Regions from separate parts of the Homo sapiens genome. Here region 2 is linked to region 1. The links are chromatin loops, found by intact Hi-C in ENCODE. Cell type or tissue: GM12878. All regions are shown on one strand. Links, peaks and the distances in the headings refer to the core of each region. The heading gives the core; the rest is flanking DNA. Region 1 overlaps SLC2A13 (solute carrier family 2 member 13). Region 2 overlaps SLC2A13 (solute carrier family 2 member 13).

Region 1 (5,388 bases), core at 184-5,183:
ACCCAAATGTCCAACAATCATAGACTGGATTAAGAAAATGTGGCACATATACACCATGGAATACTATGCAGCCATAAAAAAGGATGAGTTCATGTCCTTTGTAGGGACATGGATGAAATTGGAAACCATCATTCTCAGCAAACTATCACAAGAACAAAAAACCAAACACCGCATATTCTCACTCATAGGTGGGAATTGAACAATGAGATCACATGGACACAGGAAGGGAATATCACACTCTGGGGACTGTGGTGGGGTGGGGGGAGGGGGGAGGGATAGCATTGGGAGATATACCTAATGCTAGATGACGCGTTAGTGGGTGCAGCGCACCAGCACAGCACATGTATACATATGTAACTAACCTGCACAATGTGCACATGTACCCTAAAACTTAAAGTATAATAAAAAAAGAAGAAGAAGAAAAAAAAAACACTGTACACTTAGGCTATACTAATAAAAAATTCTTTCTTCAATGATAAATTAACCTTAGTCTGTCAAAAAAAAAAAAGAACACAAAAGAATGCACAGAATCTTAATAATTTCTATATTGAATATATATTGAAATTAAAATATTTAGGATATATTGGGTTAAATAAAATATATTACTAAAATTAACTTCACCTGTTTCCTTTTACTTTTTGAATGTGGCTACTAGAAAATTTAAAATTATATTTGTGGCTCATGTTGTATATTAAAGATATCCTGATTTATAATATATCTGGACGTTCCTATGAACCAATCAGAAATAGGCAAACTGTCCAATTGGAAAATGGGAAAGAATAGACACTCTATAAAAGCAGATACCCAAATGGCCAATAAATATGTGAAATGGGGGCTCAAGCTCTTAATTAATCAATAAAATGCAATTTAGAACGATATTGGCATACCATTTTTATCAACTAGGTTAATGGATACTTAAAAAAGAAATGTTGGCTAGGTTGTAGTATAGAGTTCTCTGTCTTCTACTGCTAGTGAGAATCTTAATGGTTTCAACTTCTTACGACACAGTTTGTATTATCTATAAAATTGACTGTGTGCACATACTCTATAATCCAGCAATTCTATTTATTCTGTTTTCCCATATTTATTAGAGAAACCCTTGCACACATGTACCTGGAGATATGTTAAAAATATGTGCATAGCAGCATTATTTGTAATTTTAAAAACTGGAAATGAGTAGGGGGATGTATACATCAGGGATAAACTGATGTATTTTCATAAAGTGTATATCATGATGCACTCAAAATAAACTGTAGCTAAAGGCATCTACCTGAATGAATTTCAAAAGCATAATATTAAGAAATTAAACAAGTAATAAAATAAATCATATAATAATCCATTAAGTTCAAAAACAGGCACAACCAAGTGATATGTATTTTTAGGAGTACATGCGTAGAAAATATCCTATACAGAAAAACAAGGATATAAATAACACAGAACTCATGATGGTAATTATCTCTGGGGCCAAGGGAGGGATCCTATCAGAAAGTGGTTCACAGAGAGCTTCTAAAATCTGATAATGATATAGTTAATAAGCTGATTGGTGAGTAAATCAGTGATTATCTTATTATCATTCTTTAAAGTGTACATAGATAACTTCTTTGTATGTATAACAGACTTTAATAAGTTAAAACAAACTACAAAACAACTATGGCATCAATCCGATTTTGTTTGCGCACACACACACAGTAGATTTTTAAATACGTATTAGAAAAGAACTCTAAGGAGGCATACCAAAATATTTATTTTATGGTGATAAGATGGCTACATGTAGATGAGTAGTTGAAGTTTGAGTCTGGAAATTTAGATTGCAGGGCAACTTCGATTGTTGAGCTACTTTCTAATACAAATCAGCATTCTGTTAATTGTGCCTATCAAAATATCAGCATCATTATATTACTACAGACCTGAACATGCAAGCTTGGATATTTTAGGAAAATTTTAGATGATTCCTAAAGTTTTCACACCTGCAGAAAGCCATGATTGGTCCATTTGATGTACTGTAGTCCTCCCTTATCCATGGTTTCTCGTTCCACAGTTTCAGTTTCCTGCAGTCAAACATAGTCCAAAAATATTAAACGGGCAATTTCAGAAATAAACAATTATAAGTTTTAAATTGTGTACCATTGAGTAGTGTGATGAAATCATCTTCTCAGTCCCACCTGGGATGTGAATCATCCCTTTGTCCAGTATATCCATGCTGTCTCAGCTAGCTGCACCTTAATCATTTAGTAGTCTTCTCAGTTATCAGATTTCCTGTTGCACTATTGCACTGTGTTCAAGTAACCCTTATTTGTTACTTAATAATGGCCCCAAAGCACAAGAGTAGTGATACTGGCATACTGTTATAATTGTTTTTTATTTTATTATTAGTTATTATTGTTAATCTCTTACTGTGCCTAACTTATAAACATATTCATAGGTTTATAAATGTAGGAAAATGACACAGCATCTATAGGGTTTGGTACTAGGTATGAGGATCTTGGAATGTATCCCTCACATATAAAGGTGAACAACAGTACATAAGTTTCCTAGAGGTAAAATAATTTTTGTTTATATACCCCACAACAAGTATGAGTAATAGAATATTGTTTGTATTATTATGTAATTGTCCTAGAATTCATAAATTACTACATTCTCATTCCTTGGCCAAATTTCTATGATAGAATTGGCAGTACCATATATTACATTAGTACCAAGTACATTTTGTAGGTGACAATACTGCTCTTTTCATCAATACCACTCTTTACATGATGGATTCATGGCTAGCAAACAGAAGTGAATTATCAGTAAACTTGATGCATTTGGCCTTTCTGATTTTTAGATAACGAGAAAATTAAAAGTAGGTCTCCCAGCTGTTTCCATTCACCTAACATCATGTCATTTATTTATTAACAGACACCTTATCTTGTCTCTTGCCCTTGCTATTTATTCATTTGCATGCTAAAATTTATCCTAATGTTACAAAAGATAATGCTTACATTACTGAATAGAAATGAGTAAGTTTATTCATGATTGCATGAAGAGAAAACTTGTTTCAATAGGGACTGAAGAGGAAGCCAAAAAAGTATATCAAAATGTGATTAAAAGATTAAGAAAAGTAGTATGCCTGGGATAAATAAATAAAGTGAACTGAAGGAAAAAAATAATCTCCTAGAAATCCCGATAAAGGATTTCTCTCTGCTTTAGAGAACACATCATATCCACAGGGAATATTGTAATGTGTAAAACTTTATAGAAGAAAAAGTATTCCTTTCTGTCCTTGGGGCTGGCAGAATGCATGCATTTTTAATAATAACAACAGTAATTACTGTTATTTTAATACTAATTTCATTTCATGCTAAGCATTTTTAAATGAAAATACCATGTCTCAGGTAGGTTAAGTAACTTGATGGAGGCCACTGGTGGAAGGTAGTAAGTGGTGAAGCCAGAATTCAAACCTGGGTCTGTTACACTGCAAGGCTTGTGTGTTAACCTTTGTATAAAACTAGCCATATACCGAAATCCATCTAAATTTTTCTGCAACTTTTAACCAGATTGAGTCACTCCTGATACATAGATCAGAGGTTTACCGTAACATCTAGGTAGACTGCCTTGTTTTACTACATTACAGAACTTCAATGCTATTTATTATTTTTTTAAAAAAAAGAAAAAACACAGAAAATATGCCCATGTCTCTGATTAGATTCATGTAAAAAGTCCTCTGGCTATTATGACTGCTATGCCAAGAACAAAGGTAAGTGGACAAAGAACTAGCTCAAAATAAGTCATTTACTAAAATCTCAATTCCATCAGTTCTGTCTCACAGAGGAAACAGTCATTGCACCTGTTACAGGAGAGAGGGGATTTAAATATAGACCACTTAACCCCTTGAGTAAAGATAGTACAGAGAATGATTCACCCACCAAGGCTGAGCCCAGATTTAATACTGTCTGTCTAAGTTCCCCCAATTCCTAAAAGTTTCTGACTCTGATTTTCTGTGGTGTGGTCAGGGCAGCCAGATGGCTTTGACCATCCTGAGCCCCAAGTCTGAATATCATGCTCTCCTTGTGCTTTATATGCAAGGGCCTGCTTAGAATGCACTCCAGATACCTTGAAACCCTCTTCCCTTATAAGTTAGAACACATGACCAGCCCCAGAGAGCTTTCTGGGTGTATTAGTCCATTTTCATGCTGCTGATAAAGACATACTGAAAACTGGGAAGAAAAAGAGATTTAACTGGACTCACAGTTCCACATGGCTGGGGAGGCCTCAGAATCATGGTGGGAGATGAAAGACACTTCTTACATGGCAGCAGCAAGAGAAAAATGAGGAGGAAGCAAAGAGGAAACCCCTGATAAAACCATCAGATCTCATGAGACTTATTCGCTATCACGAGGATAGCATGGGAAAGACCAGCCCCCATGATTCAATTACCTCCCCCTGGGTACCTCCCACAATACATGGGAATTCTGGGAGATATACCTCAAGTTGAGATTTGGGTGGGGACAAAGCCAAAGCACATCATTCCGCCCCTGGCCCCTCCAAATCTCATGTCCTCACATTTCAAAACTAATCATGCCTTCCCAACAGTCCTGCAAATTCTTAACTCATTTCAGCATTAACTCAAAAGTCCACAGTCCAAAGTCTCATCTGAGACGAGGCAAGTCCCTTCCACCTATGAGCCTGTAAAATCTAAAGCAAGCTAGTTACTTCCTAAATACAATGAGGATACAGGTATTGGGTAAATTCAGCTATTCCAAATGGGAGAAATTGGCCAAAACAAAGTGGTTATAGGCCCCATGCAAGTCCAAAATCCAGCAGGGCAGTCTAATTTTAAAGCTCCAAAATGATCTCCTTTGATTCCAGGTCTCACATCCAGGTCATGCTGATGCAAGAGGTGGGTTCCCATGGTCTTGGGCAGCTCCGCCCCTGTGTCTTTGCATGGTAGAGCCTCCCTCCTGGCTGCTTTCACGGGCTGGCGTTGAGTGTCTGTGGCTTTTCCAGGCTCATAGTGCAAGCTGTCGGTGGATCTACCATTCTGGGGTCTGGAGGATGGTGGCCCTCTTCTCACAGCTCCACCAGGCAGTGCCCCAGTAGGGACTCTCTGTGGGGGCTCTGACCCCACATTTCCCTTCAGCAGTGCCCTAGCAGAGGTTCTCCATGAGGGCCTCGCCCCTGCAGCAAACTTTTGCCTGGGCATCCAGGCATTTCCATACATCTGAAATCTAGGTGGAAGTTCCCAAACCTCAATTCTTGACTTCTGTGCACCCACAGGCTCAACGCCACATGGAAGCTGCCAAGGCTTAGGGCTTCCACTCTCTGAAGCCACAGCCAGAGCTGTATGTTGGCCCCTTTCAGCTGTGGCTGGAGCAGCTGGGACACAGGGCACCAAGTCTCTAGGCTGCA
Region 2 (5,388 bases), core at 93-5,092, 48 kb before region 1:
CACATTGTGCAGGTTAGTTACATATGTATACATGTGCCATGCTGGTGCGCTGCACCCACTAACTCGTCATCTAGCATTAGGTATATCTCCCAATGCTATCCCTCCCCCCTCCCCCCACCCCACCACAGTCCCCAGAGTGTGATATTCCCCTTCCTGTGTCCATGTGATCTCATTGTTCAGTTCCCACCTACGAGTGAGAATATGCGGTGTTTGGTTTTTTGATCTTGCGACAGTTTACTGAGAATGATGATTTCCAATTTCATCCATGTCCCTACAAAGGACATGAACTCATCCTTTTTTATGGCTGCGTAGTATTCCATGGTGTATATGTGCCACATTTTCTTAATCCAGTCTATGATTGTTGGACATTTGGGTTGGTTCCAAGTCTTTGCTATTGTGAATAATGCCACAATAAATATATGTGTGCATGTGTCTTTATAGCAGCATGATTTATAGTCATTTGGGTATATACCCAGTAATGGGATGGCTGGGTCAAATGGTATTTCTAGTTCTAGATCCCTGAGGAATCGCCACACTGACTTCCACAATGGTTGAACTAGTTTACAGTCCCACCAACAGTGTAAAAGTGTTTCTATTTCTCCACATCCTCTCCAGCACCTGTTGTTTCCTGACTTTTTAATGATTGCCATTCTAACTGGTGTGAGATGGTATCTCAGAGTGGTTTTGATTTGCATTTCTCTGATGGCCAGTGATGATGAGCATTTTTTCATGTGTTTTTTGGTTGTATAAATGTCTTCTTTTGAGAAGTGTCTGTTCATGTCCTTCGCCCACTTTTTGATGGGGTTGTTTGTTTTTTTCTTGTAAATTTGTTGGAGTTCATTGTAGATTCTGGATATTAGCCCTTTGTCAGATGAGTAGGTTGTGAAAATTTTCTCCCATTTTGTAGGTTGCCTGTTCACTCTGATGGTAGTTTCTTTTGCTGTGCAGAAGCTCTTTAGTTTAATTAGATCCCATTTGTCAATTTTGTCTTTTGTTGCCATTGCTTTTGGTGTTTTGGACATGAAGTCCTTGCCCATGCCTATGTCCTGAATGGTAATGCCTAGGTTTTCTTCTAGGGTTTTTATGGTTTTAGGTCTAACGTTTAAGTCTTTAATCCATCTTGAATTGATTTTTGTATAAGGTGTAAGGAAGGGATCCAGTTTCAGCTTCCTACATATGGCTAGCCAGTTTTCCCAGCACCATTTATTAAATAGGGAATCCTTTCCCCATTGCTTGTTTTTCTCAGCTTTCTCAAAGATCAGATAGTTGTAGGTATGTGGCATTATTTCTGAGGGCTCTGTTCTGTTCCATTGATCTATATCTCTGTTTTGGTACCAGTACCATGCTGTTTTGGTTACTGTAGCCTTGTAGTATAGTTTGAAGTCAGGTAGTGTGATGCCTCCAGCTTTGTTCTTTTGGCTTAGGATTGACTTGGCGATGCGGGCTCTTTTTTGGTTCCATATGAACTTTAAAGTAGTTTTTTCCAATTCTGTGAAGAAAGTCATTGGTAGCTTGATGGGGATGGCATTGAATCTGTAAATTACCTTGGGCAGTATGGCCATTTTCACGATATTGATTCTTCCTACCCATGAGCATGGAATGTTCTTCCATTTGTTTGTATCCTCTTTTATTTCCTTGAGCAGTGGTTTGTAGTTCTCCTTGAAGAGGTGCTTCACATCCCTTGTAAGTTGGATTCCTAGGTATTTTATTCTCTTTGAAGCAATTGTGAATGGGAGTTCACTCATGATTTGGCTCTCTGTTTGTCTGTTGTTGGTGTATAAGAATGCTTGTGATTTTTGTACATTGATTTTGTATCCTGAGACTTTGCTGAAGTTGCTTATCAGCTTAAGGAGATTTTGGGCTGAGACAATGGGGTTTTCTAGATATACAATCATATCGTCTGCAAACAGGGACAATTTGACTTCCTCTTTTCCTAATTGAATACCCTTTATTTCCTTCTCCTGCCTAATTGCCCTGGCCAGAACTTCCAACACTATGTTGAATAGGAGTGGTGAGAGAGGGCATCCCTGTCTTATGCCGATTTTCTCCCTTTCTGAAAAGAAAGGCTAGAGATTGAAAAGTTAAATATTTCTTCTCTGCAGCTAGTAAGAAAAGAACCATTTGGTTCTAACTGTACTTGCCTGGACTCTAATTTCCTCTATTTGAGTTTCTAATATATCTGCATTCAGTTCCCCCAGCACTCACATCCCACAGTAGAGGAGCATCATTGGCTATTGTCTAATTTCCCCAAGGGAAAGGTGTCTACAATTGAGAAAAATAGTCTGAATTCCAGGCACACTTATTTACTACAAACTCTCTAAATATTGTAATGTCCTTTTACTATGAAATTTTGCAGGCTGTGATTTCAAAGAGAGCTCTTTCTTTCTCTGGCTTTTCTGTGTGGGCCTCAACGAAACTGGCCCTTGCTGCTGTTGTTGCTTTCTGAAAGTGAGTTATCAAAATTACTAACCAATTCCATTTTGGGTGTTAATCAAATATTTGTGGCTTTCACCACGTGGCAATTTAAAAACCAGGCTCAGCTTAAAATACCCTTTGACAATTGGTTTTGCCTTCTTTTTATTTCATTCTGAAAATGACTAATATATTTACGTCAATTCATCTACCCCCTAAAATTATTTTCCATAAACCAAGTACAAACTAGCATATGAACCTACAAGAATGCCTTGATTTCTAGAGCTGTTGTGCATTGGTTAATTCAATAAATATATATTGGTGATCCACCCTGCAGGGGGCTGCATGCTGTTCTACAGATACAGAGTTGGTAAGCATGGCCTTATCCCTTGGGTGCTCAGAATCTATTTTGCTTACCAGTCAGTAAAGAGCATTGTATGTTACAATGAGGGCCATCTCCATCAGCTTTACTAAATGTGGATTAGCCTGAAATTTAAACTGTGTATCAATAAGGAGAACTCCATTTTATTTAATTCATTCCGCAATTCCTTTTATAAAGCATAGTCCTTATGTAAATATCTTCATATTCATTTCTCTTATAAATGTAAAGTTTCTTAATGTAGAGCATACCTATAATTTCTGCCCTTGAAATTAGTATGTAAGAGTAAATGTTTGTGAGAAGTTGCAGCATTCTAATAGGTTTTTACACTGTTAAGGTTTGTGTGAATTTAGGGTTAGATCATAGGTATTTCTGTCTTTTTCTTTCATGTACAATCTTAGAACTGGGTGGATTGTTAGACAATGTGTGCTCTTGAGATAGAAAACTTTGAAGTCTAGAATTTAGACCTTAGTCCAGGTCACACTGTGGAAGGGGACAAATAGGCCTAATATCTGCTTTTCACCAAAATAGACCAAAAGAAAAGATTTTAGTCTATGCTTAGAGTATTCTTATGAGCATTGACTTTGTGCCAATGTATTTAAATTCTCAGTTTTTATATTTAGAAAACCTTACCGAAATTCATCAGGCCACGTTCAAGAAAGGCTTAAAGAGCAAATCTTGAGTGAAAAATGTAATAGCCATTCCTAGAAGTTGTTCCTTTTTAAAAATGCCATTGTTAAAGCTGTCGTTATAATACATGCTCTCTGTAAAAGGTCAATTAGCAGATTCCCCAGGATATTTAAAGTTTTGTGCCACCTTCTAAATGTCAAGTTGAAGTTGGGAATCTTGTAATATTTGGAAGAATTTTGCCATAAAATAGTCTATATGATGAAAAAACAATTCCAGGTCAAGGATGAAAGAGTGGTAGGAAATCTTGTCTTTCCTCCAGAAGACAGAGGCAGATAAGGGCTTAGTCCAGATTAGCACAAATACAGTTCCCACACCGAGCCCCACTCCTTGGAATGGAAAGGAAATTGAACACTTTTTGATACTTGACCTCCTTTCCCTGAACGAAATGGTATGGAGGGGCAGTATGGAGTAGCAGAAGGAATAGTTTTTCATGCTTTTTTAATAAAAGAAAGGCTTTACGCCTGCACATACACTATGGAGTATGTTTTGGGAGAGATTTGAAAGGATAAAGGGAAGAAAATAACTAGTGAGACTTGGTGTTGGTCCTGGTTATGGCCAGAGAAATGAAATTAAAAGTTTGGTCCATGACTTGGAACACTTGTTTTCAGAGCCTGGAGGAAAAGAGGTGAGGACAGATATGGATGTAGAAATCTTTGTTTCTGAGTTTAAATGTGAGAAAATTCATGCCTAGTCCCTTCAGTTTTTTGCTGAGAAGATGTAAGGGAGAAAAAATAATATCTTTTTTTGACCTATCTCAAGAGTCATAATGGGCATTACTGTAACAAAAGAGAGATTAACAAGAGAAAAGCATAACAAATGTATTTAACCAAAGTTTTATGTGACACAGCCTTCAGGCATGAAGATTGCACCCAGGGAAAACTATATATTTTTATGAACAGTTGTTGGAAATAAGAGTGGAGAACAAAAGGGTACGATCTAATAGTAATAACCTGGGAAGAACTCAGTGAGGCCTGTTTGTTCAGATTCTTCTTGGCCTCTGGATATAGAGAAGGAACCCTATAGACTGAGGGTCTTACGACCTACTTTCGGAGGATGTAGGTCAGAGATTTTTTTTTTTTTTTTTTTTTTATGACCATGCTTCAGAGGCAAAAGTGTGGAAAAGATTAGGGTGTGAGCTCCAAGGTGCCATATTATGGAGCAGCATGTTCTGAGCCCCAACAAAGACAAGGCCATCTTCTAAGAAATTTGTGGAGGAATAAGGATTGAGATTTGAAGAGAATTGTGGGTGTTTGGGAAATCTATCTATTATTGGGGACAGGAAAAGTTTCCTGGCAACAGTGAGTATCCAGCCAAGGTTGAAAACTTTGAATGTGTATTTGTATCAATATGCCTGGTTGTGTTATTTCTCTGCCAGTACAGAATAGTCTAGAGGTTGAAAAGTGTTCAGAAAGAGCCAAACATGAAGTTCTGCAGGGTGGCTTTAATAGAGAAACCTAAATATGAAGACATTGAGGATCTGGTGAGAGTGGTTAGAAGGATTCACATGAAGGTTCCATAGAGAGGGAAGCAGAGCCATGGAGTGAGTGAGAGATCAGTGGGGAATGAATGTTGAAGGTCTCTTTGAGGTAGCAGAGCAGTTGTTCTTGGAGTAAGGAAGTTAGGGAATTTAAAAAAAGGGCGAAATATCTCCACAGGGGATCTATATAGGTGTTCTAGATTAGGGATCAGCAAACTTTAAAAGGGCCAGATAGGAAATATTTTCAGCTTTGCAGGCCATATCATTTTTGTTACAACTTCTCAGCTCTGTCCTTAAAGCATGAAGGCAGTCATAAACAATAAGTAAAGAAATGGACATGGCTGTGTTTCTGTAAACCTTTTTTACAGAGTAAGTGGTACGCCAGATTTTTCTCAACAGTTGTAGTTTGCTGATGCCAGGTCATAGATGA

What was found. Hi-C counts contacts between places; a loop is a spot of excess contacts. Peaks named below come from ENCODE experiments on the same cell type or tissue, not always from the same donor. Only the 100,000 strongest peaks of a DNase experiment are listed, where the experiment ranks them.
Region 2: it touches region 1 in a loop (6-fold over the local background); 1 of 110 quality-filtered maps calls a loop at or near these places.

What each region holds. Positions count from the first base shown.
Region 1 is chr12:39,785,248-39,790,635 of GRCh38, reverse strand. The region is part of intron 7 of SLC2A13 (solute carrier family 2 member 13); the gene reads left to right. It also overlaps a transcript of REDIC1 not described here. Among named protein-coding and RNA genes, the nearest start is that of REDIC1, 160 kb to the right of the region's middle. In GM12878, for the core only: no CTCF peak of the experiment used is centred there; no DNase peak of the experiment used is centred there.
Region 2 is chr12:39,833,075-39,838,462 of GRCh38, reverse strand. All of the region lies in intron 6 of SLC2A13 (solute carrier family 2 member 13), which reads left to right. It also overlaps a transcript of REDIC1 not described here. Among named protein-coding and RNA genes, the nearest start is that of REDIC1, 210 kb to the right of the region's middle. In GM12878, for the core only: no CTCF peak of the experiment used is centred there; a DNase peak (open chromatin) is centred at 2,503.